3 separate regions of the Homo sapiens genome follow, and regions 1 and 2 are each linked to region 3. The links are chromatin loops, found by intact Hi-C in ENCODE. Cell type or tissue: CD14-positive monocyte. All regions are shown on one strand.

The links. A loop is a pair of places that touch in the nucleus more often than their neighbours do. Peaks named below come from ENCODE experiments on the same cell type or tissue, not always from the same donor. Only the 100,000 strongest peaks of a DNase experiment are listed, where the experiment ranks them.
Region 1: it touches region 3 in a loop (2.1-fold over the local background); 4 of 110 quality-filtered maps call a loop at or near these places.
Region 2: a loop joins it to region 3, with 2.2 times the contacts of the local background. A loop is called at or near these places in 11 of 110 quality-filtered maps.

The regions. Positions count from the first base shown.
Region 1 is chr12:116,335,281-116,337,780 of GRCh38, forward strand. No RefSeq gene overlaps it. Among named protein-coding and RNA genes, the nearest start is that of MED13L, 59 kb to the left of the region's middle. RefSeq lists an enhancer at 1,892-1,941. In CD14-positive monocyte, a CTCF peak has its summit at 1,456; DNase peaks (open chromatin) are centred at 931 and 1,601; H3K27ac peaks cover 1,645 bases.
Region 2 is chr12:116,273,435-116,275,934 of GRCh38, forward strand. The region is part of intron 1 of MED13L (mediator complex subunit 13L); the gene reads right to left. Among named protein-coding and RNA genes, the nearest start is that of MED13L, 3.0 kb to the right of the region's middle. In CD14-positive monocyte, CTCF peaks have their summits at 968 and 1,222; no DNase peak of the experiment used is centred here; H3K4me3 peaks cover 2,500 bases; H3K27ac peaks cover 1,104 bases.
Region 3 is chr12:116,405,385-116,407,884 of GRCh38, forward strand. No RefSeq gene overlaps it. Among named protein-coding and RNA genes, the nearest start is that of MIR4472-2, 22 kb to the right of the region's middle. In CD14-positive monocyte, no CTCF peak of the experiment used is centred here; DNase peaks (open chromatin) are centred at 737 and 1,387; H3K27ac peaks cover 2,500 bases.

The sequences.
Region 1 (2,500 bases), 70 kb before region 3:
GAGACAGGGTTTCACCATGTTGGCCAGGCTGGTTTCCAACTCTTGACCTCAAGTGATCCACCTGTTTCAGCCTCCCAAAGTGATGGGCTCAGGTGTGAGCCACTGAGCCTGGCCAAATTTTTTTAGTAATATATATACATACATATATACACATATATACTATATATATACACACACACATATACAATATATATATACACATATATATGTATTTTTTTTTAGATGGAGTCTCGCTCTGTTGCTCAGGCTGGAGTACAGTGATGTGATCTCGGCTCACTGTAACCTCTGCCTCCTGGGTTCAAGTGACTCTCCTGCCTCAGTCTCCTGAGTAGCTGGGATTACAGGCGCACGCCACCATGCCCGGCTAATTTTTGTATTTTTAGTAGAGACGGGGTTTCACCATTTTGGTCAGGCTGGTCTCGAACTCCTGATCTCGTGATCCACCCTTCTTGGCCTCCCAAAGTGCTGGGATTACAGGCGTGAGCCACCACGCCTGGCTTAGTATTATATTAATGCTGCAGTGAACCACCTTGGAGAAATATTTTCCAATACAACTCTGATTATGTTCTTACCACAAATTCCTAGAATTACTGGATCAAAAAGATTTTGTATATTTAGTATTTAATAGCTATTGCCAAATTGTTCTTTAGAAAGGCAGACCCAATGTGCAATCCTAAGATAACTTGCCTCCTTCCCTCCCTTTCTTCCTTCCTTTCTTCCTTCCATTCTCTTTCTTGAGACAGGGTCTCGCTATATTGCCCAAGTTGGCTTTGAACTCCCATCTCAGGAGATCCTCTCTTCTCAGCCTCCCGAGTAGCTGGGACTCCAGGCATGCACCACCGTGCCTGGTGAAACTATGAATTTCTACTTTCCCACTCGGACCCGTTATGCCTCTTCTTCAGAGATGACTAATCATGAGCTAATTGTGCCTCTCATCTCCTGCAATGGGGAATAGAGTCCCTTTCAACATATAAATCATTCAGTAGTATTCAAATGGTTTAATGCAAATGCAGTGGTAAAAAAAAAAATTGCTCAGTGATAATTTGCATCCCAACCATCATCACTGTCTGCATTAGGAGAATTTATAATCATTTTTCCCCAACCTTTGTGACTGAACCAATGTCCTGAGTATAGGATTATAGTCAGCACCATCAAGATAACTCTGGGTATGGGCCAGGCGCGGTGGCTCACGCCTGTAATCCCAGCACTTTGGGAGGTCAAGGTGGGCGGATCTCAAGGTCAGGAGATTGAGACCATCCTGGCTAACATACTGAAACCCTGTCTCTACTAAAAATACAAAAAAAATTAGCCAGGCGTGGAGGCAGGCACCTGTAGTCCCAGCTACTCGGGAGGCTGAGGTAGGAGAATGGCGTGGACCCGGGAGGTGGTGCTTGCAGTGAGCCGAGATCACACCACTATACTCCAGCCTGGGCAACAGAGGGAGACTCCGTCTCAAACAAACAAAAAAAAGATAACTCTGGGTATGAATCTGTTGCTAGTGGGAGTGATGTGATGGCTTCAGTAAAGGATGATGACGTGGCTGATCTGCTGCAATGACCCCTCTGACTGTAGGTGGTTATGTTGACATGGAGTCCGTCACACCCAACTTCCCTTTGTATGGGAACTCCCCTGCCTGCGGTGCTCTGCTTAGAGGAGCCACGGTCAGCTGTTTTCTGTCTAATTGGACTGGGCTCATGACCTACCGTGTAGTCAGACTCAAAACACAAGAGAATCAGACCTCTCTGAGAAATTTATTTATTAATTCATTTACTTTTGAGACAGAGTCTCGCTGTCTCACCCAGGCTGGAGTGCAGTGGCACGGTCATGGCTCACGGAAGCCTCAACCTCCTGGGCCCAATTGACCTTCCCACCTTAGCCTCTCGAGTAGCTGGAACCACAGGCATGCACCACCACGCCTGGCTAATTTTTGTATTTTTTTTTGTAGAGACGGAGTTTCAACATGTTACCCAGGCTGGTCTTGAACTCCTGGCCTCAAGTGATCTGCCTGCCTTAGCCTCAGCCTCTCAAAGTGCTGGGATTACAGGCATGAGCCACCACATCCGGCCTCTTTCAGAAATTTAAACTTGAAGAACTGAAACAATCGAAGGCAAGCAGGGGGTAGCTGAATCCAGTAGTGGAAAGGGGGAAATTGAAGGGCAGATTCCGTAGTCTAAGAGTTCGTGACTCTATGTCAAGCACAGGCTTGGCCCACTGTTGATGTTCAATACGTATTTGTTGTTGAATGAATGAGCGGAAGGATTTGATGATAGCCGACCTCTCTCTTCTTTCTCCGTCCAGGGTGCCTCCCCCTTCTGGTAGCAGCATCCCCATTCCTTTGGGAGCCTGCCTAGAATGTTAATTCTAGCTGGGGGAATTCTAATTGCAATTCTAAAATGTAATTCTAGCAAGGGGAAGGCAGGTTCCCGAAGAAATGGGAAACAGGTTCACTCCATATGGATTGACACTGCCTACCTGAACCACCTGAATTAAGAAGTGTGGT
Region 2 (2,500 bases), 130 kb before region 3:
AATCATTCCCTTTTCCTAATTTCCATTTTATAGTCCACCCTATTTTGTTCTAGCGCAAAAAAAAAAAAAATTCAGACTTTCTACATTTACAACTACCTTCCCATTCTGCAAAAAAATCCCTTAAGACAAAAAGAAAGTAGGTCAACAATAGATTACCTTAAAAGCTTCAAATATAGAACTAATGGTCTTCAATAGGAATTATGTACTAATGGGTGTACTAGTGTCTCAATTCAGCAAGAATTTGAGATTATCACCCAATTATCCATAGTCAGGAAGATTCTAAGCAAATAAAACATGAAAGTGGAGCATACATATCTAAGAACTAGAGATCACTCCCTCATATCAAAGAGCACATATTTAAATCTAGTTAAAGGGCACAAAATCACTTTCTCCATATTAACTCAATAGAGAAAAATAAATGTCTACTTAACATCCAGAAATTATGTCTTCTCACAAGAATGAGTTCACATACCATAGGGTGCACTGTTACACTTTTCAAAAAGGCAGATTTAACACACTTTTAACTGAATGATTAACTGAGTGAATATATAAAAAGTCACCCAGAAATGTGATGGACAGCATAAGAAAATAGTTTTGAGTCAGAAAGGCACAGGCAGGCATGCACTTAATGCAGCAGCTACAAATCTCACAGCAGTTAGAATAAGAAACTTATACAATGACCCATATCATATATACACAATGGCATTTTTCACACGTTAGGAAAAGGGAATGGATGCTGAAAAATTAATTTAAGAAATTTGATTCCGTGCAGTAAAAAATCAGAAAATAAGTAAAAGACTAGCAGAAATCTTAAAGTGTCTGATTGATTGCACAATCAACTTTTGGTAAGCCATAATGAACACCTCAAGGTAATGGAAACTGGGTGGGTATTACCACGGTACAGAACTTAATCTCTTATTTCAATCTAACTAATGAGAGTATCTAGGTAAATTCTTTATAAATACTTTTCTCTGCAAAAAAAAACAAAACAAAAAAAAAAAAAACCCTGCAGGCCAAAAGAAAAAAATGCATGCTATTATTAAACCATAAAGCGTTCTTATAAAAAAACATGATTTTGAACAAGTGATTACATCTCCTTCAGAAATAACTATGATATACAATGTACTTTGGGCAACATATTTTTAATATTCCAGGTTGCTACTGCTGTATAGCATTTTCAAAAAAAAAAAATCTCAATTTGGAATCAGAAAAATGTACAAGTCAGCAGTTTAATTAATTTACATTTCTTCAATAGCACCTTATCCACACTCCACGTACAAGAGAATGAAGACATTCTACGTTCCTTTAAAAAAAAAAATCAACTAAGCATTTCTATGGTTCTCTAGTTCAAAGTTGCTACTTAAAAAATAATTCTTTTTAAAAAAGCATATTCAAAAATCAATCCCTTGGTTTAAAGAGGTTTAGGGGAGAAATATCTCAAACACAAACCTTTAGTCATTCAAAATCAAAGTACAGAATCCTCTCCTACAAAATTGCTTCTCCAAAAGAATCTCAAGCATTTTATCTCTGTAACGTTATCATCCTTACTTAAGCTTTAAAAAAAAAAAAAAAAGATAAAAGAAATGATATACCCTAAAGACTGGCTATACATATACTTTCATTTGTCTACAGAATCCGTATATACACAGCCATTACCAGTCAGCATAATATATGATAATTTGGGAGATCGCTCTACTTGGTTATTTTAATTACCTGTAAGTGTCAATGTGGTCACCAGTAACCACACAAAAACCATTTTAAATACCCCTTGATCAATATGTTTGCTAATCTATGGAAGTCCCTGAACCTGACTGATACTAAATGATAAGACTGAGGAGGGAAAAAGTTGAGGCAAAAGGGGGTTTTACTCCCACATACCAAAAAATCAAGGGAAAATTATCACAATACTAAGAGAAAGAATTCCAACTTATAAATGAATTTTAAGATTAAATATCTGGATTAAAATATTTCATTTAAAAAAATTTACCTGATTTTACTAGAGTGGGAGCAATGATACTATGTCTTTGTAGGTAAAAATCACGTGTTGATTTTTTGGTCTGCATTGTAACACATTTAATAAAGTAACACTTTCATTTGAAAAGTTGGCGAGAATTTGCATTTCTCCATTAGTCTCATAGCAAAAAGGCATCTATGCCACCCATAATTAAATGTAACTAATTACAATTTGAACACTAAATTATTTATCCAGTGTAAACAAGGATTAAGAGGGAAATAATGCTTCTATCTACAGCGGGGGTTACAGAAAATAATTTCCAAAATGCATGCTCTCCAAAAGGGACTCACCTCCCCCCCAAAAAAAACAGGGTACACAACTTAAAACAAGTTGGGTGTTTTTAAGGCTAAATTAAATAAACCGTTCAGCCAATTTTCCAATTATATTCTACGCTTGAAACGTAATTGCCTTACATCTGTTTACAAATCTTTGCTCAATATTTAAACAAATTCGTACTCTCCTGGGCACATAGCTATACATACAGTA
Region 3 (2,500 bases):
ACACTGAAAGTTCAAAGGATACAATTTTGGAAACTGATCCAATCTTAGAAAGAAATATGACAATTCGCCAAGGCATAGAACAAGATGCTCCCTCTGTATCATTAGTTAAACAAGAAGCTGGCAAGCATGGTTCAGGCTATTCTTGATAGTTTTTACACAAAGAAATACAACACACACACACACACATATTTTTTCTTAGGGTCTCACTCCTGTCGCCTATGCTGGAGTATAGTGGCACAATCACAGCTGACTGCAGCCTCAACCTCCTGGGCTCAAGTGGTCCTCCCACTTCAGCCTCCTTGGTAGCTGGGACTACAGGCATGCACCACCATGCCTGGCTAGTTTTTATAGAGACAGGGTTTCACTATGCTGCCCAGGCTGGTCTCAAACTCCTGAGCTCAAGTGATCCTCCCTCCTTGGCCTCCCAAAGTGTTGGGATTACAGGCGTGAGCCACTGCTCCCAGCCTACAGTTATATTTTCAATGTTTCTAATGTTCTAAATTGAAGTATAAGAAAGAGATGTTAGTTTTACCTAGTTTTTCATTTCCTTAAACATTTATAGCCAACAGTAAGAGAGTTTTAGTGTTTTGACAGAAGATTGTTAAAGGTCACAGAATAATCTTATTTTATCCTGTTGGTGATTGAGATCTTTTTGTACACTTTCAGTTTGCACGGTCATTCTTACAGTCCACATGAATGTGCAAAGTGAGATTGGCTGTGTTATTTGTATCATCATCATCAGCATCATCATGTTCTCCACCAGGCAAGTGGGGTAAACACCCAGGATGCAAGGCCAGGGGTTGAACTCTTTTTGACTCCCTTTTCTTTTTTCTTTCTTTTTTTTTTTTAATTTTTATTTTTGTATTTTGAGACAGGGTCTTGCTCTGTCGCCCAGGCTGGAGTGCAGTGGTGCGATCTCAGCTCACTGCAACCTCTGCCTTCCAGGTTCAAGCGTTTCTCCTGCCTCAACCTCCTGAGTAGCTGGGATTACAGGTGCCCGCCACCACCCCTAGCTAATTTTTGTATTTTCAGTAGAGACAAGGTTTCACCATGTTGGCCAGGTTGGTCTTGAACTCCCGACCTCAGGTGATCCACTCAGCCTCCCAGAGTGTTGGGTTTACAGGCGTGAGGCACTGCGACAGGCCCTCCTTTTCTGACCCTGGGCAAAAAGGCCCCTGCAAAGTTCCAGGCCAAGGCCCTCTCAGCCCTGGCCAACATTGTCCTCTCTCTGCAGAGGCTGGGATACTCTACAGTCCCAGGAAGCTTCCAAAAAGGAGAGCTCAGTTTACAACCAATAAAAATAACTCAGGGGTGACAAACAGCTCCAGGGCCCCAGGGGACGCTCTTATGCAATCTGCCTTGATTTCACAAGCCCTACATGGAGCTGTCAGCAGAGGCAGACTGAGATGCACGCCCTGGCTGACACCACAGGGCAAGGCCCCTCTGGCTGCAATGACTGGGAACAGTGACTTTGGCTGTGACTGGAGGTGGCTCATTTACAACAGAAGACATGCAAAAATAGCGCAGCTGATGGATTGGTTGGTTGTTGGTTGACTGACTGATTTAAATACATAGTATTTCTTTTTCTTTTTAGGCAAAGTATACTAACAATGGATGATCTCAGTAGAAAATTCAGAGTATGCATAGGCCAAAAGGAAACAAATAAAAACTACCAGCTGGGCGTGATGGTTCACACCTGTGATCCCAGGATTTTGGGAGGCCGAAGCGGGAGGATTGCTTGAGCCCAGATGTTTGAGACCAGATTGGGCAATATAGGGAGACCTCAGCTCTACAAAACACAAAAAAATTAGCTGGGCATGGTGGTGCACACCTATGGTCCTAGCTACTTGAGAGGCTGAGCCTGGAGGATCACTTGAACCTGGTAGGTCAAGGCTGCAGTGAGCTATGATTATGCCACCACACTCCAGCCTGGGCAATAGAGCAAGACCCTGTCTCTAAACACAATAAAATACAAACTACCCATAGTCCAACTACCGAGAGAGCACCACTGTTACTTTCAGCCTTTCAGGCTTTTCTAGAAGCCAAAAGCATATAGTGCCGAGCTTCAGACTCTGATGCCAGACCACCTGAGTTCCACTCCTAGGCTGCTTAACATCTCTTGCACCATCTTCCCATCAGTGAAATGGGAATATCAATCACAGCCTTTATTACTTTGTTGTATGGTTAGGGATTTTCTGTTTTTTACTGTGAAAGAGGTCAAGAGGAAGAGCCTTGTGGTTAAGTCTTTGTGTACATTCTTTTCTTTTTCTTTCTTTCTTCTTTTTTTTTGAAATGGTGTCTCACTCTGTCGCCCAGGCTGACATGCAATGGCGCCATCATGGCTCACTGCAGCCTCAAGCTCCTGGGCTCAAGCAGTCTCCCTACCTCAGCCTCTCATGTAGCTGAGACTACAGGTATGTAGTCTCACACTTGGCTAATTTTTAAAATTTTTGTAGAGATGGGGTCTCACAAGTTTACCTAGGCTGGTCTTGAACTTCTG